2 separate regions of the Homo sapiens genome follow, and region 1 is linked to region 2. Evidence: chromatin loops called from intact Hi-C (ENCODE). Cell type or tissue: heart left ventricle. All regions are shown on one strand. Links, peaks and the distances in the headings refer to the core of each region. The heading gives the core; the rest is flanking DNA.

Evidence for each region. Peaks named below come from ENCODE experiments on the same cell type or tissue, not always from the same donor. Only the 100,000 strongest peaks of a DNase experiment are listed, where the experiment ranks them.
Region 1: a loop joins it to region 2, with 2.0 times the contacts of the local background. A loop is called at or near these places in 6 of 110 quality-filtered maps.

Annotation. Positions count from the first base shown.
Region 1 is chrX:43,877,173-43,888,145 of GRCh38, forward strand. It overlaps MAOB (monoamine oxidase B), which reads right to left and starts at 5,278. Exons shown (of 15, transcript NM_000898.5): 1 at 5,082-5,278. The coding sequence starts at 5,127. In heart left ventricle, for the core only: no CTCF peak of the experiment used is centred there; a DNase peak (open chromatin) is centred at 5,149; H3K4me3 peaks cover 1,826 bases; H3K27ac peaks cover 2,490 bases.
Region 2 is chrX:43,831,267-43,842,239 of GRCh38, forward strand. It overlaps MAOB (monoamine oxidase B), which reads right to left. Exons shown (of 15, transcript NM_000898.5): 3 at 7,602-7,739. Among named protein-coding and RNA genes, the nearest start is that of MAOB, 46 kb to the right of the region's middle. In heart left ventricle, for the core only: a CTCF peak has its summit at 5,342 (motif pointing right); no DNase peak of the experiment used is centred there.

The sequences.
Region 1 (10,973 bases), core at 1,513-9,512, 46 kb after region 2:
TTAGTGGTGGAACCAGGGTAGACACCATGCTCTTAACCCCTATGCTCCACCACTGCCCCTGAATGTATGGCAGGGAGCCTAGACCTCAATACCCAGTCAGAGGAGAAGAAAATTGTGACCATTGTCAATGCCAAGCCAAGCCTTAAACCTGCCCTGGTGACTTCTGAGGACACATGGGGGCCTAGAAATTGTGACTCTAGTGGCAACTGGCTCTACTCACACAGCCCACCAACCGGCCCCAACACTGTGTCCCAGGGGTGTTAGAATCAAGCAGAAAGAACAAGGCTTTGTCATTCTTAACCTTCACAGAGCTTTTGTCATTCTAATCAAGCTCCTAACACCTTGTACAGCATGTAGATAACGCTTGATATGCTACCTTTTTATCATTTATTATTAAATAATATTATTAAATAAATAATATCATTTGTTATTAATGCATTTATCTTCTATTGTAGTTAAGACAGGAATCAAATGGCTGAAATGAAGACCAGATCAGAATTGGAATAATAGCCAGGTTGAGGTGAGGCTGAAGTACAGATCTAAGACTTCCAGAATTTCTCCTGAAGCGGAACCCAGTGGGTCTCAGAGCCCAAAGTGAGCCTGAGTTCCTCAGGCCCCTTGCGGGGGGATAAAGGAATTGGCTGAGCCAGGATGAGGCTGAAGTCAGGCGAGTCTCTCCTGATGCCCACATGTATACATGGCGTCCTGTTGCCACCTTATCTATGCTGCACATCCAGAAAAATTATTGGTTGGTGAAAAGAAGTGATTACATAGAAATGCCTGTTTTTGCTCCCTTAGATTGAAAAACTCTACAGGACAAACAAGGATATATTTCCAAAAAGGTAGAGTAAGGCACCTATAAGCCAAAGCCGAAGTGATCACTGTTTATGGTCCTACATGTGCATTCTTTCCAATCCTTGAAACAAGCCGGCCAGGAAGGCATTATGAGTCTCATTTTAAAGATGAGGCAGCTGAAATACAGGGAGGTTATGTACCTTTTAAGGTTCCACATAGGTAAGCATAAGAAATGAGATTCATAACTAGTGTGTTTGACACTAAGCCTATTCTCCCCCTCCCAGTCTTTTTTTATAGGCAGTCTTTGTCTGTGGCCCACGCTGGAGTATAATGGCATGATCATAGCTCACTGCAGCCTCGAGCTCCTGGACTCAAGTGATCCTCCCACTTCAGCCTCCAGAGTAGCTGGGACTACAGGTGCACTCCTCTATACCCAGCCTTTGTGTGTGTGTGTGTGTGTGTGTGTGTGTGTGTGTGTGGAGACCATGTCTCATTACGTTGCCAGGGCTGGTCTCAAACTCCTGGGCTCAAGCAATCCTCCCGTCTCAACCTTCCAAGATAAATCGTATGTTCTTTTAATATTGCTGTATTACCTCTGTGTATTCTTTCCTTGACTAGGATATACAAATTTTCAGGCATATCTATATAATTATTATTTTTTAGGACATTCAAGTGGGTTACAGGAGCCCAGGGAAGTTCTCCATTTTTCTTCACCAAAGGTGAGAAAGAGGCTTTGCCATTAACATATGGGCCACATCTGCCCACCACACACCTCAACTCATAACCCCTTGTGAGCCATCTCTGACATTCCCTGCCAAAGCCAGTACCACTAGCCTGCAGCCAGGCTTGCTCTCCCTGCCACAAAGATCACCTGCCAGGTGTTGGTTACAATTTGGAAGTCTGGTTCCAACACTTCCAGGGATCTCAAACAAGTGCCTGCCACCCTCAAATGACCAAATCTCCTCTCCTAAGTCTGGCCAAAACTTTCTTGTTTCTGCTTCAAGTTGCCTTTTTTAGTTTTTATTTTGGGGATTGAACAAGAACTATTCCAGAATTGCAAAAGATAGTTTCCATGGTTCCACCCACCCAAACACTAAAACTGAGAGACGCGGGACAGATGCAACGTGCTGCTGTCCAGTTCCATGTGGGAGATGTCATTGCTCTGCCAAGTCTCTGGAGATGATCTGCCCCTTGGGTAAAAGAGATTTCAGTGCATACTCATTTATACACCATACACATTTCTAAAAAGTTAGTCTACAACTATCTTGGAACTTTTAAAACATCAAAAAAGAAAGTTATGTATTAACCAGCTATCCTCCCAGTATGTCTCTGTTTATCCCAAAGGGAGTGATTAAAATTTGCTGACAGCTTTAAAAATTATCAGGGAATTGCCAGAATGTCCCAAGTTTAATAATTAACAAAGCTTAGAACGCAGAGTCAAATCCAGAGACTTTTAAACATAAATCATTGTGTTGGTCACCTACTAATTCGAAAATTCTACACACTACACTCTTGATTTTGGCCATTTCATCTACTAAAACCTCTATCGTACACATTTGTAACCCCAATTTCATTCCAACTGCTAGATTTCTCTCCCTGGGTGTCCTCCCAGAACCTCCAACTCTAGACGTCCTATCTTTTCCCAAAACCTTCTCTCCCTCTTCTTCATATCCCTCTTTTTGCTAATATCACCATCAGATGTGACACACGCCATTTGATGCATGGCACTCTGAATAAAAAATCATCAGTGCTATTCATTGATCACAGAAAGAGCTAAACCTTTCTGATATACAAGCCTCCCCATAATTCATCCCAACTGACTTTTCTAGCTTTCTCTCCCACCAGACCCCTCTGGCAACTCTCCGCAATGAAGTTCTTAAGTTATCCTACACGTTAGCATGTTCTTTCACATATTTGTGGTTTTATACAAGCTGCTCTTTAGTTTAAAAATGCTTTCTTCATCTAGTCCCCTGGTGAATTCATATTCATTCCTGAAGACATAGTTCAGATGTCACCAACTCTGTGAGTTCTTAGATTTTCTCAGACAGAGTTTGATGTTCTCTCCAATCACCTTCCCTAGAATTTTTTATATGCACTATTAAAGCACCTATCATATGCCAAAGAGTAGTAATTATTCTTGACTGTCTTCCACATCAGCTTGTGAGGGCCCCAGGAACAATGGCCCTGTATAAATCATCTTTTATTTCTTTTGGGACAAAATGTGGAACAGGAAGTAAATGTTCATTGAATGAATGAATAATGAATCAATGAATGGACCCCTCCCATGGCACGCACCACCTTCTACCTTGTATTGTCTGAGTATCCCATCACCCTTCTTGAATTGACAAGTCTTCCGGGGCAAGAACAACATGATCCATTTTTGAATCCCCTACACAGCCTCCCTCAATTCCTATTGTCTGAATAAATGGGTAAAACTCTTGAGGGGCTTGTGCCATATTTCAGACTCTGCAAAGCTATTTTACTCACATTGTTTCACTTGCCCTGTAATCCAGCAGTGACTAACTGGTGTTATCCCCATGTAGCAGATGAAGCAATTGAGTAAGACTGGGCCTTGGAAGGCTGCTTTCTTGGTTCTTAGAACAATGCCTATTCCGTGGAATGTTCTTGAGAAAAGTCAGATCTACTCATCAGTACCTTGTTTTGATCAGAGTTCGGGAGGATGAATGCAGAGGTTTCACCACTGCTTGCAAAAATAGTTAAACCCTTATCTACCTTTTCCAGATGAGTCTAACATGAGTAATGTGATTGAACCTGAAGGTGTGGAGTATGAATCAGAAAGGGACAAATCATGAAGGGAAAATAGAAAAATCTGAATCCATTGGGCATACTTTAGTGAGAAAATGACTTCGGGGGCCTGAAAAGAGAAACTTCAGCTTCTGTAAGATGGGGTGCTATGCAAGGCAGCATCAAGAGGCACTTAGTAATATTTTCTAAAACACCTAAGTAGGTATGCTTTTAAGTCCAACTTCCTCTAGGAGAGAAGATGTCAAAAATACTGAAAGAAAACTGAATTTATACACAGCCTTGGCCAACCTCAGCATGTTGTGATTACGCATCTATGTACCTGCAACACCAGGCACAGGGCCTGGCATGGGCGAGCTCACCAGAGCCTGCTAGACAGATGTGGTAGCCTGAGATCCCACCCAAAGGGGAGAAAGGCTGGAGCAGAGGCAGGAGGACTGGACCATGGTCAGCACCAAACATCCAATGCCTTGGTTTTTTCTCCAGCCACAGGAGAGTCAGAACAACTCTGTCCTGCCCTCCTGGCAGGGAGCAAGGCCAACCTCTACTTCCCAAAGGCCACTTGAGAACTCCTTAAGGCAAGTCTTAGACAATGCATCCACGGGTCTGGAGGTGTCCTAATTACTGCTCAAGTACTAGGCAGCGTTAGGAGGTGGGCCAAAGCATGCCCAGGGGGCCATTAAACAGGCTGTGCTGAGAGCATCATTGATTCCCATTGACCCTATCCCATAGGATCTGCCTGATCCTCCACAGAGGGTAAGTTCCACCACTACCCCCATCCCTTCTTCTGGCTTCTATTTTTCGGTGCCCTTGGTATGTACACAGCCCCGTGTGGCTGAGGGGGTAGTGTCTGTCCCCATCCTTGCCAAATATGGGCTAGGCCAGAGAGCAAAGCTGCAGCTTGGCCACCCTGCGCTAGGAGTGGGGTGGGGTGGAGTGGGGGTGCGAGAGGCATAAGAGGAAAACAGGCATTTGCCAAAAAGACACTGCAGCCTCAAGTTAGATCCGTGACAATCACAGAACCTCAAAGAATCAGGAGGGCCTGGAAAGTCTTTGGCAATCGATTGGCCAGGCTCCAACCTCTTCTGTTCAAGGTCGTTTTCCTGACGCCAGGACAACAATACGATGTGGTGCATGCTTGCTCTAAGCGAGGGTGCGGAGTGTCCAGGTCAAGTTGGAGCAAATGACTGACCTTTGTGCCACCTCCCCACCCCTTTTCCCTGGCTTCGAAAATTCCAGCAAGCGAAGGCCTAGCAGCCTTCTGGGGGAGAAGTTCAAAGTCTGGCCCCAGAGCTGCAACAGGCTTCCAGCCTCTGGCCTCTGCGTCCGGGAACGCACCCAAAATTGCCCCCAAAGGAGGGTTCAGTGCACGGCGCTCTGGACCCACTAGAGCCCTGCCCGTGCGTGGACAGTCTGGGGACTCCAGGGTCAGCCCCTGCCCCACGGCCGCCCCCCGCGTCTCCCCCAGGCAGCCACCTGTCCGAGCGCGTGAAGAGGAAGGAGGGCGCACAGCCGCGACTAACCTGAGATGCCGCCCCCCACCACGACCACGTCGCATTTGTTGCTCATGGCGCTCGCCCCGTTCCAGGCCTCCCTGGTGCCCGCTGCTCCGTTTTCTGGGCCTCGATCCCAGTCCTGCCTGCCAGCCAGCCCGCCCGCCTGCCCGCCGGCCTGCTGCGCGCTGCCCCCGTGCACCAGCGCCTCGGCGAGCCGCTATATTACCAGCCCCGGGAGCCCGGACGCGCAGCCCCGCCCGCCCGCCTACGCGCAGGCAGGCCGGGTGCAGCGCAGGGCCACCGCCCCCGCCCGCAGCTCTGCAGCCCAGGCCCGGGGAGGGCGGGTGCCTGGGCGGAGAGGTCACCTAGGACTTCAAAGAGTCCCGCCCCAGAATCCCCACTCCTCAGCCTTCTGCACGGTATTTTCCCATCAGCCTCCCTAGTGCACTATCAGGCTTGGCGGCTGGGAGGACGGCAAATTGGGGTGTCTTCCTTCAGGGCCCCAATTACTCCTTGGGTGTAGGGCAAATAATAAGAAACTTCCATTGAGTGATTTCAAGGTACCAGGCACTGTGCTCAGTACTTTATGCATGATTCCTGTTCAAGCTTACAACAATCCATTTTGCAGATGAGGAAAACAAAACATGGTGAGTGACAACATAAGATAAAAAGTCAGAAAGAAAAAAAAAGAAAAGAAAAGAAAAGAAAAGCTAGGAAGATTCCAAGACCCACTTTGATTCACCACACAGTACTACCATTTCTTGGCATTCCCAGCCCACCTCACCCTCCTTCCAAATACCCACTTCTTTCCCCACTCCCCCTACGTGATTAAGTCAGGAAGGCTCCTCCCTAGCATCACAAATGCCGCACCTTAAATACACTCTTAAGCAATGCAGTGTGTCCTTGGTGGAAGCTGTTGAGGCTAGACCCCAGGAGACTAGTGGCAGCAGGGAAGAGGTGGTGGATCGGCATTGTGGGATTCAGAGCCCCCAGAAGCAGCAAGCCAAGTTACCTGTGTGACCCTGGAACGTGGGTATGAGGAGCCTGGTTTAGCCAAACACAGGGATGATTCAACAAGATTATAGGAGTTTAAGCTAAGGTGACTCCAGGGAAAACAGAAGTTTATGTCTTCTGGACAGTAGGAAAGCCACCTCTGAGAACTAAAAGTGGGAAGCAGCAACATAGAATGGCTTTTCAAGAAATAAACAGGTGAAGTGCTTCTGTTCAGGCCTGAGAGGGGCTGGCTTCAGATCTGGGGAATTTGATGAGAACCTGAAGCAAACCTCTGCCTCATCCCACACCATTCCCTGTATCTACCTGCTAGAAAGGTATCCTGAGCTTCTGCTGTCCTCAGACCAGAAGACAATTTGGGCACTTCTGTGACTGAGTCACAGGTGACAGGAAAAGTCTTTGTCCACCTCTGACTTCCATCTGTCCTGCTTTGGTATAAAACAGTCAGACCCTGTGCCTGAACCCCGATCCCTACCTCATGTCCCCACTGCAGAGAATGAAGCTACCTCACCCTGCAGACAGTTTGTGCTGACCTCCTCCTTGCCATCCCCTATCTGGTCCACTTCTGTTCACAGGTCCCTGAAGCTGTGGGCTTCTTGGCTGTGGATACTCTTGTCTCCCCACCTAGCCTGCAAGTGAATTACGTGCCAGGTGAGGTAGGATGAATGGAGAGGATCTGCTACGGTTTGAATGTGTCCCCCAAAGTTCACGTGTTGGAAATTCAATCCTCAATGCAACAATGTTGGGGCATGTTTAGGTTCCAAGGGCTCCATCCTCATGAATGGATTAATGCCACTATAAAAAGGGCCTGAGACAGCAAATTTGACCTCTTGCTCCTTCTAACCCTCATTGCCCTTCTGCCATGGGATGACATATTGGGAAGGCCTTTGCCAGATGCCAACATCTCATCTTGGAATTTGCAGACTCTAGAACCATGATACAATAAATTTCTCTTCAATGTAAATTACCCCCCTTAGGTATTCTGTACTAGCAGCACAAAATGGACTAACACGAGATCCTTGTGGGATCTTCTTGGAATCTCTTTTGCTTAGTTCCAACAGTGCAAGTCAGCCAGGAGCCTGGGGATCTAAGACTTTGAATAAAAGGCAGACTGATAAACCCTTCTCTATGTCCAACTGGCAATGAGGGCAGGAGAGGATCCACACGGTTCCATGGTATCTGGAGAAAATTCATTAGCAAACAGCATTTTCCCCAAACAAAGGTAATCAGTTACCTTGTGCTCCATGAGGTATATTTTTAAAAGGGATGGGGGTGGGGATTGAATTAGAACCTAGGACTTGGTCATAGGAAAAACAGCAGCCACCTGTTGTCCCCACATACAGGCAATCATCTGGATCCATTCAGGACCCTCAGTCTCTTAGGTGGGATGATTTCTGAGGTCTGTCTTCTCCATCTGCATTGTGTGGCCAAATGAAAAGCAGGACTTTTCAAACTTGAACGTGCATACAAATCACCCAGATTTTGGGTGGGGTCTGAGAAGACACATTTCTAACAAGCTCCAGGTGATGTCAGTGCTGCTGGTCCATGGACCACACACTTTGATCACATTGTCTATTCCAGGCCTCTGCCTCCCCATCATTTTGAGAACCAGTTCCATGCTCTAGAGCCCCTTACCTATTCCAAGGTGCTCTTTGTAAGAAAGTGTCCATTCATTATACCAGCATTTATTAAACACCTGCTATGCTGAGCCCTGGGAAAGAGATGAAAAGGATGGAGTCTGTCCCTGCCTTCATGGGGCTCATGCTCTGTCAGGGAAGACATACAGGAAGAGTGATCACAAGCATAATTCTGAATATTGCCCTGGAACATAAAGCAGAGCTAGATAACCCAGCCCAGGCAACCACAGAGGACCTCCAGGAGGAAATGACATTTCTACTGGGGCTTGGAGGATGAATAGGAGTTAATTAGCTACTGAGGAAGATGAGCACTCCAGGCAGGCTGATCAGCAAGTGCTAAATTGAGAGGCAAGCCTGAGGCTGGAATAATGGAAGAAACATACACAGGCTAAGGTAGAAAGAACATCTTTGGCTACCTTTATGACTTATCACAAATACCACAAAATTAATAGTGAAGAATACGATGATAACAGTAGACGATTAACAATAAATACAATGATAGGAATCATCACTTATTTTTGTGTATGTTTCTGTCTTCCCCTCCCAACTAGATAATCAATTCCTGCTGGAAGGGATAATACATTATCTTTTATTCATCCATTCAAGAATAATTTATTTAGCAACAACTGTGTGTCAGACATTGTGCTCATCATTAGGTATATGCCATTATAAACAAGAAGCAATGTGAATTCTGGGAAAACTAAATATGGAAACAGACCATTACAATAAACCTAATTCACGTTCCAATGGAGCAGTACTCAACAGCTCTAACCAAAAGGCGCAGAGGAGTGCAGTTTGCCCCTAGCAGTGTTTGTGTGCCTTTTCAACTTGATGAAATCTATGTCCCTTTCATCAATTAAAATGAACTTACTTTCCTTTCATTTTTTTATTAGAAGATTCCCAAAGAGATAAAATGTTCTTATTACTTCTTTCTTACTGTCCAGCTTTTCATTAACGGATATTTCAGCGAATGTCTCATGATGCCACAGGCGGTTTCAATAAAGAAGTAGGCTGTGCAGAACAGAGTTAACCAGATATTATCTAAGTTGTACATTTCGCTTTTTTTTTTAATGCAGGAAGCTTGACAGGGGATAGAAGATTTGTTTTAAAATTAGATTCTTCAGAGCTTTCCATTTTTTCCCCAATGACTCTGTTAATCTTTTTAAAAACATATAGAGGGATAAAGTGATGAAAGGGTCAGCCGTTACAGCCAGGATAGCTTTTTAATAATGTTGAATTGGAAGTGTTATAGGGCTCCTGGTTCTGCCCAGTGCAGTGTTCATCATCAGCTTGGATCCTAATCTGAAAGCATCCAAATCTTTCCCTTGAGGTCAATGAGAAGGTGGTAGGGGACCCTTCAATGGGGCAAGACCTTGCTTTTGGACCCAAGGACTTGTTTAGGGGGGATCACACATCCTCAGGCAACACAGAAGTTGGAGGAGCCCAGCTTCAATCCAAGTCAAGGCCTTTCACAGGAAAATGGGCTACAGAATCTAGGCCCACCTCAAAAGTCCACAGGCTGGTTTAAGATGCCAAAGGAAAGACCTACCCCAGAGCCAGGGATTGGTCAGGTATTTGATCAAAGTAAAGTTGGCAAGGAACAAGTCAAATGACAGGTGGGCATTCACAACTCACCTCAATAGACCGACAGCCATGTGAAGGTGCTGACCTGGCTTATAGAGACAAGATTGAGACAGAAAGAAAAATAACTTTTACTTTCCAAAGAACCAGAATATGGCCTTTTTCCTTATGGTTCCATTGTCATAGTATGAGCAGGACAGGAAACATAGGGGCACATTACAGAGGGGTTGGCCCCAGAACATACAAAGTCAGGCAGAGACACGAAGTCACAGGTCTTCGGAAAGATAGAGGTCATCCCCAAACATGCTGTAGAGCATGTTGAAGAAAAACAAGACCTTATTTGCATTATAAGTGCTAAGCAATCTGCACCCAAAGTGAATTTTTTTTAACAATGAGTGATGTCAAGACTAAGAATATTTCTACAACTTGGCAGGGTATGGTGGCTTATGCCTGTAATCCTAGCACTTTGGGAGGCTGATGTGGGCAGATTGCTGGAGCTCAGGAGTTTGAGACAAGCCTGGGCAATATAGTGAGACCTCATCTCTAAAAGAAAATAATAACTTAAAAAATAAAAAAGAATACTTCATAACTCATACATGGGGCCTTAAACAAGGAATGATGTATCAGAACAGATGACATGAAAAGAACTGTATGGCACACAGAGGAAGGTCAAATAGCAAAAATTCTGATCAAGAAGAAGTGAAAATCAGAACAAACATTTCTTAAGAACATTGGGTCAAGGATTTTCACCAATTCTTTTAGTAAAAAGGAAATTAAAAATAAATATTAGGGGCCGAATACTAATTATTGGTTGTTGAACAGAGTTATTTTGAATGAATTTTTCTTCTTTATATAATTCTAACTTCATAGTGTAAGCTCACTGATGCAGAATCAATTATTTGGTTACATTTATGTAGCCTTGAGTTAAATAATCTCTCCATGTTTTGTTATAAAATAGATATTTATGTCATGTAGACTCCTGATGATGATTGCAATCAAGCGTCTGGTAACTATGGGTAATCAGATAAGAAAAGTAGCTCTTCTTATAGATGGCTACTGTAGTAAGACATATTCCTGGCTGGGAGAGTTATTCGTTACAAAATGATGCTCATAGCTTGGACTTGTGTTAACTTGAACTCTTCTAAGTAATAGAAAGCCAATTTTTATGAATGGTTGAAACAAAGTATTTGTTTGTATGGGAGAGAGCAAATTAGAGACACTACAGGAAGTTAAAGCCTATGGTTGAGGGTAATGTGTCTACTCCCACAGAACTGAGGATTCTATGCTCACAAATCAACCAAAATCCAAGAGACTGTGTCACAGCCTGGAATACCTGGGAAACGAACGGGAGGTATTCTTATATCTGAAAGTCTGTATCCTTTGACCAACATCTCATTTTCCCATCCCCAAGCTTCTGGCAGTCGCCATTCTACTCTCTGTTTCTATGAGTTTGACTTTTTTTAGATTCCACATATAAGTGAGATTATGCAGTATTTGTCTTTTTCTGTATAGTCTTACTTCATTTAGCATAATGTACCACAGTTTCTCATCCATGTTGTCACAAATGGCAGGATTTTATTCCTTGTTATGGCTGAATAGTATTCTACTGTGTATATATACCACATTTGCTTTATCCATTCATCTGTTGTTGGACACTTAGATTGATTCCATGTGTTGGCTATTGTAAATA
Region 2 (10,973 bases), core at 1,393-9,392:
CCTCTTCTCATAGATCATGAGCTTTCCAAAGTAAAGTCTGTGTCTAATTACATTTTTAAAAATAAAAATGAGAGGAGCTCTTTATAAAATGTTTTGGCAGTACTAAAAAGTACAAAGAAGAAAGCAACGAATTACTCCATGTTGTACCATCAAGTTAAACAAAAAAAAAGCCGTAACATTTGGTGTATGACATTCCAGACCTCTTATATAAGCATCTACAAGATAGAAAAATGAATAGACGAATGGATGGATGGTTGCTATGGATGGATAAATGAACAAATGGATGACTGAGAGAGGGAGGAAGGAAACAAAAAACAAGGAAGGAAGAAAGGAAGGAGGGAGAAAAGAACAAAGAGAAAATAAAAAATATGAGAATTGAATCATATTATATCTGTTATTTTAAATGATGGAAATATACTTCAATTTGATGGAAGAAACATAAACTGAAATGAACTGAAGGAAGTGCTAAACTTCAAATAGATGTTTCACACACCCTAAGAGATATTAGTTCCTGAGGGAACTAATTAATTTATTAACTATTTATTAACTATTAATTTTGGTATAGATTGATTCATTGCTATGAAAGATTTAAGCAGCTGTTACCTCTCTTATGTGTCTTCCTTTCTCACCTTCTCTACATTCTGATTTTGTTGATTATATAATTTTTACCATATAAACATTTTTAATAACATGTACATAAATTACTATGATTGTAATTCTTCCAATTGTTTAAATCTTTATTTAGATATATTTTATGTTCAACACCAGTTTCACTAAAGCTGATCCATTCCTGAATTCTTGATTTATCACTTGGTGATATTCTGAACTAGAATGCTGCTATGACAAAATTTCCAATTGTGTGTGCCTTTGTCTTAGTGGACAGGCTGCATGTAGCCAGCAAACAGGTGCCACAAGACTGACAGGTAGAAAAAATGATAAAGCATTCGTAAAACTGTCGCCAGCTTTACTTGTTCATCAAGTACAATCATCTGGATAATCTGGAAGGCCAACCAAGTACTTACCAACCTTAAAGCTCTAAGAGAAACTGTTAGAATGTCAGTGGTTGTTAGCATTTACTTGTAATACATTTGCTTTTTTGCACACATACACAAAACGTTGACCCCTGAACAACACAGGTTTGAACTGCATAGGTTCACTTCCAAATGGATTTTTTTCTGCCTCTGCCACCCCTAAGACAGGAAGACCGACTTTTCCTCTTCCTCCTCTACTTCTGCCTACTCAATGTGAAGATGATGAGGATGAAGACCTTTATGATGATCCACCTCCTCTTAACGAATAGTAAAAACATTGTCTCTTCCTTATGATTTTCTTAATAACATTTTCTTTTCTCTAGCTTACTTTATTGTAAGAATACAGCATATAATACATTTAACACAAAATATGTGTTTACCAACATAATTAACAGCAAGCTATTAGTAGTTTTCGGGGAGTCAAGTTATATAAGAATTTCTGACTGCACAGGGGGTCAGCACTCCTGACCTCCACATTGTCCAAGAGTCAACTGTTTATGAAGTCTCGATGTACAAGTAACAGAAAACTGTTTATCCTACTTAAAAACAGACTTTTATAAAGAATAATCAGGAAGGTGAGGAGGATACAGGGCTTTGGAGGGAGCTAGTGGAATAACTGTACTCAACTGTGGAAAATCTTAAGGAAAGGAGGATCTTGAACTCGATTTTTCCAATATGTGAGAGTATAAGTTTGGCAAGAAGAAAGGCGGGCCAGGTGGGTGCTGAGGCTTAGAAAGAAATGACAAAAAGTAGTCCCCAACCAGCAGAGAGTGAGCTCTTTGCAGTGTGTTCTTGACACCCAAAAGCCTCAACTCATGCTCTGACCCCATTGCATCTTGTCATTTGCAATTAATCTCTTTAACCTTTAGGTCCTCACCTGTTAAATGGGGATAATACTTCTAATTCACAACTAAATAACTTATAGTTATTTGAGATTGAAAACACTTGGTAGTTTCTAGATGTCCATATAAGAGTAATGTTACCATTGTTATTACTTCTTGGTGGTTGCAGAGGCCAAGAGAAATGCCCAGGACATGTGATACGCAGCCTGGGAATCCACGCCTAAGCCTTTCTGCAGGCTGCTGCTCTGCAGAGGACATGGTAAGGCAGGCTAACACATTTCAGGCCATCTTGCACTTTCTGTCAATCTCTTGGTACTGCAAGTTGCCAAAGCTCTCTTTAATCTGTTACATGGTTCCCTTATTAGTCACCATCTTTTGGTGAGCTGGGCCCCCTGTCTTTGCAGCTCCTTTGGACTACTTGGCCATAACACATGATCACATAGTATAGAAGCTGTAAAATTTTGCACAAGATTTAATCTATATCGCTGTTTCCCTTAGTGAATTTCACTATCATAACTTAATTCCATACATTGTCTACCCTCCACTCCCAGCAAAATTTAAAACTAACTGTTACCCACAACCATAGTCACTGTTAAGTTTATCCAGATATGTGTGTGTATGCATAGAAAATATGTTTACTGATTGTACCATATTTTAAGTTCCAAATGGAAACCTTGGAGGCGGAAAATGAATTCATCTCATATCCTAAATGTTGTTCCAAATTCAGCCATCAAAGGCATAATTTTCAGCAAATTATTACATGCCAAAGATCTGCCTGTATTCTCTAAAGAACACAAATGAGCACTTTGGTTTCCAGAATAACAGCATAAGCTTTAGAATGATCACTAGACAAATGTGTTTCACTTACTAGAGAGAAAATTACTATTCTCCACATTTTTCCTTGAAAAAATCTTCCATAATAAGACATATTTGTTTCAAACAAATAAGAAATGAAATGCAGTGTGGGTGGAAGTGGTAGAAAAGGTTCATTAAGCCCACTTCAGAAAGGGCAAACTCACAGAGCCAGTAAACTCAACATGGTAAGTGTGAAGTTCATGTAAAATGGGCAACTGTTCCTGAATAAAAACAAGAGTTGGTCTAACCTGTTCCTGGAGACTTCTGTCTTTATGAGAGAAGCAAGTGTATTCTGGACTTTGATCCAGCCTCCCCTGGATTAATAGGATCGGGGACAGGGGTGTGAAGAAGGGAATATTGAGGACCTAGAGAAGACTGGATACTTCTGGCCTGTTGATTTCCAGGAGATGCCAAGACCTTACACAACAGGACGATTTCCATTTGCTAAATGCAATTATCATTTGCATTTTTTATGTCTCAATATTTCTACTCTAATCCTGTTGCTGTTTCTTAGTACTGAGAGGCCATTTAGACAGAGAGATTAACTGAAATGGCATCGCAGATAGATAGCTATGGTTTCCCCTCTCTGCCTTTGTGTGCATTTTGTGTATCATATTTTCAACTGGATTTCAGAGTTGTCAGCAAGACTGAGGGGTTGTGCCAAATGCCTCCTCCTCTGTGAGGCTGTTTGAGCAATAGCAGCTATGGCAGCAACAAGCAGACAATATATTTGAGAGATGAATCCTCATTCGCATGCATCTTTAGCATTGAAGGTTGACCATATGCAATGCAAAAAGGACTTTGACAATAAGCTTTGTTTCTGCCCACTGGGAAGTAGGTTAAGACCAAAAAGTCCTTTTGCTCAGCTTCTCCAGATAGCTGAAGTTTGGAAATGAACATCAGTATGAAGTTGGACTCTTAATTTTAAGTCACACTACATCTTTATAGTGGCAAAACTCTTAACAGTTCAACCTTCAGACCTAGAGCAGTTTCATGGGTGTTTTACCAGACTTTACTTTCAAATTTCAGACTGATGAAAGCTTCTGAAACAGAAAAATTTTATTTGCCTACATTGTACCAAACCTTAGAATTTTCTCCAACTTCTTCAAAGAGCCCAAAAGAACAAAGACAACCATACACGCATGCACATGTAAACACACAATGAAAGAGAAAGAAACATAAGTCAAAATATAGCAGGATTCCTTAAGAAGTTTTTGTTTTTATCTTTTTCTTTTTAATTATGAAATATTCCTTAAAAGAAAACAATTTTTTCAAGTTACTTCCAAGACATCTAAACAGCTGCCTTCTAAACTATACCAGTGGAAATTAGCATGCCTATTTGTAAAACGGATCAAAAATCTCAGTAGATGTTTAACAATAATTGTAAAGTACTAACAGCTGCATCACTGACTCCAGAAGTAAGGAAAACACCTTCTAAATTATATAGATTTGAGCTGAAGCGATCCCTTTCTCACTGATAATTAAATCCCAATATAGTTTGGTATCACATCTTTTATTTATGAAGTTGTCTTTGGAAAACCCTACTTTAACAACATATAACAGATCTACAGAGCATTAAAAATGAACGCCACTCAGTAGATACAAACATGTCTGACAGATCAGATCAAGACAGAGGCCTGTTCATCACAGCACACTAGGTGTTTAAAGATGCCTATTATGGAGCTGGCATGAACACACTTCCTCTATCAGAAGAACATTTCTATGACAACTACCACAGAACTGGTGATATTGGGAGTCATCCTCTCTTGAGGAAACACACTCTTTCATGTGGGTAGTTAGTCCACCATGAGCTACTGTGCCCTTCCCCTTTTCTGGGTAGCTCCACTTCATTCATTTCAATATCAACCAGTATATCCAAGTTCCTTAGCTTAATGTTACTAAGGTTGCACATAAAACTCTATTTCCCATTATCAGCCACATAAAAAATTTTAAAAGCAGATTCTTTGATAGCAGGATCTGACAATATGGCAAGTAGCATACTTGATACTCTCAAGATTCAGATTAAGAAATACATGCATGTTCCCTGATAAAAAAGAAACAAGGCCCAAATATACTATCTATTTACATGAACTGTAGTTTGCCCTTGGGGACAGTAGTTATTAAAATAGGTAATAGAGGGCAGTGTTCAAATTCCCAAAGTACTGCTTTCCATGACACAGGAGGCAAATTTCTCAACTACATTCTCTAGTATGTGGTAGGAGAAAGAATGTCGAAGTTCTTGTTAATAATTCCGGAAATGAATGTAGCCATCCAAGATGCTTTTTACAGGTCAAAAATGAGAAAAATGACGTATACAAAGACATGGAAGTGGAGATGGTAGAGAACAAGTACTTAGTTTGAGAAGGACTTCTTAGCTATAAGGTCTTCGTCATTATGTATTATCATGTAGCTCTTCACTGCATGTGACTGATCACGAGGAGGCCAAATTGGCACCTTTGTCAAGACTGCAGAAACCTTTTTTTTACAGCATCAGTATTTTTTCAATTTGTCTCATTAGTGATAATTAATTTGAGAGTAAGTTACTACGTAAAACATATACACATATGCATGTGCATACAATTTCTTAAAATGCACTGTTATTTCCCATTTCCTCCAGCAGAGGTCAGAAAATAGCAATACAGGAATACGAAAATCTACGAACCAAGAGAGTATTTTAGAGTGATCTTCTCAAGATAGTATTATAAAGGGTTTGTTAATTGTTCTAGTTTATCTATATTTTCTAATCATATTTTTACAATAAACATGCTTTACTTTTGTCATAATTAAAAAGCAGTAAGACTTATTTTAAATATAAAGAGCATTATTGGCATATGTATTTACCCTGTATTAAGTAAGGACTACTGCTTAACTACTTGTATTTTCCTAACTGCACATAGAGTAATGGAAATAGTGAAAAAGCAGCACATTTGGCCATCACTGTGAAATATCATTTAAGTGTAACATCATTCCTGTAATTGATGACTCAGCAATTTCTCTCAGACAAGGGACTTAATGTCAGGAAAAAACAAAGCATCCTGGACATAGCTCTGAGCTGACAATAATCTCTGCACACACAAAGACAGGCAAGTGAATATAATCTCTGGTCATTTCCTTTGTCTGGAGAAATTTAAAGATCCTAGTGTTCTGAAAAGTCAATCTCTGCAAGCCTTACAGGTAGAATAAGACATAAGAAATCGGTCAAGAAAATCTACATTTAAAAAAACAAAGAACCCAACAAAGGGTGTTAAGAACTGTTGATTGATGTTCAACAAATCACATTATCACCATGGTAGATTTTCATTTCTAATTCATGTGTCTCTTTTTCTCCTAGACACATAGGGAAGGAAGGTGGAAAGGCTTATAAAATAAAATTTGGTATTTTTAGTAGAGACGGGGTTTCGCCATGATGGCCAGGCTGGTCTGGAACTCCTGACCTCAGGTGATCCGCCCGCCTCAGCCTCCCAAAGTGCAGGGATTACAGGCGTGAGCCACTGTGCCCGGCCAATATAAAATAAAATTTGAAGGTCAACCAAAACATTTATTTATAAATTAAGGAAAACTTTTACCCACATTATACCAAATTAAGTAACTGCTTAGTTCCCATTTTATTAAATGTTTCATGATTTATGGTCAGTTATTTGTTTCGATATTATCACTCACAAATAATATGAGGATGTCAAAATTGTTATATAAATCAAAATTGACCGTTGCTAGTTTCTTCTGTCTTCTAAGGGGATGTTTTCTACCAGTGAGGAATAAGTTCCTGTGCTGCTTACTTCCACCCACAGGAGCAAGTGAAGATGAGAGAGGAAAGACTGAAATTGAAAACCTCCGCCAGTTCTTCCATGGGACTCCTGGATGGGGCCCAGATTAGGTGACTGTCTGATTGTCAGAGAACATGAGTGACTTTGTGGACCAAGATGAGGATGCTGGAAAAACAGAGGAGCAGGGAGATGTGAAGAGAGTCTGAGGACCAGCAGCATGGTGGGAGACTGGAATCTGCAGAGAAATGTGACCAGTGAGAAATCCTCAGGGGATGCTTTGATCTAAGAGGTTATTAGAATGAATGTCCAACATTCAGTTCTAATCTGTTTGTATTTCTGCAAATTTAAGAGCCTTCCCCCGCCCACCAAACCCAAGCAAACTTCAGTGACGTTTGCTTTTCACATATGCTTGTGGCGGTCTGAGAAAAATCAGGACAAAGAGGTGAGTGTGAACCCAGGTTGGCATAAGCAAAGAGAAGAAAAGAGTCACAGGCCGTGAGATGTGAATGAACATAGGTATCATGGAAGCCAGAACTATGAGCCACAAATGATCACAGGAATGAGAAACTCAGTAAATTCACAGAAATCTTGGGGAGAACAATGAAGCTTCCTTGCAAAAGACGGGATCTGGGACTTGAACCACTTTGATGTCAATCTCCAAAGAAGAATAACTTTAGCTGATATATAGGCCACAATGATAAAATGTAAGAATATTCCATTAGGCATATTGCAAATACTCTTTACAATGTGCAGTCTAGGGCAGCATTTTAAAAACTTTGCACAGGTTTTTATATAACATAAAAGACTTCCCGGTATTTAAATAGATATTTAATAAATAAAGCACAAATGTTTTTTCTTTATGGGTTTTGTTAAACATTTTACCACATGGAAGATACCACTTCATCAATAACCTTCCTAAATAGGTAGAATTCCCACCTAATTCACCTTTGATAACAGTGAATGAATCTCAGAGTGGCTGAAATACCATTATAAAATACATTTGCATCATCCAGAGATATAGAAGATTCTCTGAGAGAATGATCTGGAATTTGTGTAAGGAAACATCATAGAGAAGTTTTCAAATCCTTCAAAGTCTGGCCTGATCTTACCTTTACATGGTGGATCAGACGCTCAACCTCATTCACTTTGTAGGTCTCCAATCCTAGCTCCTTGGCTAATCTCAAGATACGATTCTGGGTTGGTCCAACATAGGATCCTCCAAGGTCCACATATTTAACCTTTTGGTTCTGTTTTCCCATAGGAAAAAATTAAAAAAAATTTGTAAAAAATGTATAAAATAACAAAAGACAGTCCTGAAATAAGCAAATCGACATTTCACAAGTTATAGATACAGCTTAAGGGTATATCCACGAAAAACTAGATTTTGTTATCAACTCTACTTCATTCACATGACTTAGTTATTAAATCAATCTTTAAAGCAAAATTGATTGAACTCTGAATAGGCAAGAGCTTCTAAACCTCATCATTTACAATATACCATAACATGGCTTGGTTTTTAGTGCTTTGAATTTGTGAGCTGTGAATTATTGACGAATCTCTTTACTCAGTACTTCAGGTGAATGTTGAGGAGCCTAATGCTAGAGAAAAAGCAAGAAAGAAAACGATCACTTCTTATGTGATTTGTTAATCCAGACATTTGAAAATAGCACTAGGGAATATTTGGTCATAATTTGGACTTTGAAATTGCTTTTATGTTTAATAGTATATTTACGTAGTTTTGAATTGGTTTCATTTCCAATGACTGAGGGGCGAACTTTGAACAAAAAATTAGTAGAAAAGTTTCCTATTTCTGAGTATGTCTAAGAAAAACCAGGTTCCTACCAGTTAGAAACACTAGAAATGGTCCTTCTCTTCTGTTTTTGTTTATTTGCGTATTTTTTGTCTAGCTTTCCACTCACTTACCCTTCAAAAATGCAATTTTCACAAGGCATCTTTGTTTTACTCACTAAAGTATTCCAAACTCCTATAGCAGTTGTCCAATAAATTTTCTCAAATAAATGAAAGAAGGATGTTTTTAAAAATTCAGCACCTAATTGTACTAAACCAGCTTCTTTACGTAAAAGGCACTCTTATATGCTGTATTTTTCAAGGAATATGAAGATTTCAAGAACTGGGAGAGATAAGATGTACACAGGCAAAACCTTGTAAAGCAACATATAATAATTGTCCTTGTGTGGAACAGGTAAGTGGTATTAACACAGAAGAAAGGCAAGTAGCTTTTGATTGGAGTAGGAAGGGATGAGATCCTGGAAGTATGTGAAGATTTTGCCATACGACAAAGGTAAAAAGAGATATTTGAGGAACACATAATGGCAAAAACAATGGCCAGTAGACAACAAGGGTTAGATCAAGTTTGAAGGCTTGTGTGAAATCACAAATAACTAGGTCAGGCGGTGTATGTCACAGTCAATAACAGATAAGGCTTTCAGGCTTCTCTGAGTCTCTGGCTCTCAAGACTGGTAAGGTACCCTCTTATGCCTCCTATGGCACCACTCCAAGCTGTCACCCACCCTCACTGTAGCATTTTCCTTGATAAGCTATAATTAGGCAATTACAACAGTCATTGTCCCCCTGAGAGACTGTAAAGTCTGTGGAGCAAGGCCATTTTGGGGGGATTACTGTGCCTGATTCATAGTAGGTACTCAGTAGATATTTGCTGAGGACAAATTCAATTATAAAGGAGATGACTCAAAGTAAAGAATGAGTACAGAGGGCTGGCAAGATGGTCGAATAGGAACAGCTCCAGTCTGCAGTTCCCAGTGAGATCAACACAGAAGGCAGGTGATTTCTGCGTTTCCAACTGAGGTACCCAGTTCATCTCACTGGGACTGGTTAGACTGTGAGTGCAGCCCATAGAGGATGAGCCTAAGCAGGGTGGGGTGTCGCCTTACCTGGGAAGTGCAAGGGGTTAGGGAACTCCCTTCCCTAGCCAAGGGAAGCTGTGAGGGACTGTGCCATGAGGAACAGTGCATTCTGGCCCAGATACTTTGCTTTTCTCATGGTCTTCACAACCCGCAGACCAGGAGATTCCCTCGGTCCTATGCCACCAGGGCCCTGGGTTTCAAGCACAAAACTGGGCGGCCATTTGGGCAGACACCGAGCTAGCTGCAGGAGTTTTTTTTTTTTTTTTTTCATATCCAAGTGGTGCCTGGAACACCAGTGGGACAGAACCGTTCACTCCCCTGGAAAGGGGGCTGAAGCCAGGGAGCCAAGTGATCTAGCTCAGCAGATCCCACCCCTGCACATGTATCCCAGAACTTAAAGTATAATTTAAAAAAAAGAATGAGTACAAAATGTCAGATATATATCATTGATGAATCCTTCCAAAAGAAGAGCTGTGAGTCAGAATTTTATATGTCTTATCTCTCTGGAAATGAAAATACTCTGTAGCTTCTATATCTATTATTCAGATCTTGAATGTATGGAAGTAGGGCATTTCCTTGCAGAGAAACTTGCTTTGCTTGACTCTGTGTTTAAATAGAAAATCATTAATTTTAGGCAACAGTGTCAGAATTGAAACAATTAACCAGCAATTAAAATAAGGGTATTTATAAATTGGTAAATAATTCTTTTAAAAAAATAAAAGCTGAAGCAAAAACAAGAAGGAAAATTAGGCAGGTAAAAGTTTAGTTTATGTGAATAAATAAAAACACATCCATGTTCATGGATTGGGAGAATTAATAATGTAAAATGTCCATACTACCCAAAGTGATCCATAGATTCAGTGCAATCCCCATCAAAATGCCAATGTTATTTTTCACAGAAACAGAAAAAACAATCCTTAAATTCATATGGAACTACAGAAGACTACAACTAGCCAAAACAATCTTGTACAAAAAGAACAAAGGTGAAGGCGTTATACTACCCAACTTCAAAATATATTATGAAGCAATTTTAATCAAAACAGTATGGTACTGACATAAAAACAGACTCACCAACCAATAGAACAGGATAGAAAGCTCAAAAATAAACCCACACATTTACAATCAATTGAGTTTTGATGAAGATTCCAAGAACACACAATGGGGAAAGGACAGTCTATTCAATAAATGGTGCAGGAAAAACGGACTATCCACATGCAGAAGAATAAAAGTAGTCCCTTATCTTATACCATATGCAAACACCATATACAAATAATCAACTCTAAATAGATTAAAGACTTAAACACGAGACCTGAAACGGCAAAATTACTTGAAGAAAACAAGGGGAAAGCTCCATGACACTAGTCAGGGAAATGATTTTTTGGATATGGCCCTGAAAGATCAGGAAAAAAAGCAAAAACAGACAAATGGAATTGCATCAAACTACAAAGCTCCTGCACAGCAAAAGAACAATTAATAAAATGATAGTTTTCTTTACATATTTGCAAGCCGTACATCTGATAAGAGGTTAATATCCAAATTATATAAGAAACTCAAACAACTCAATAGCAAGAGACAAATAACCAGATTTTTAAAGAA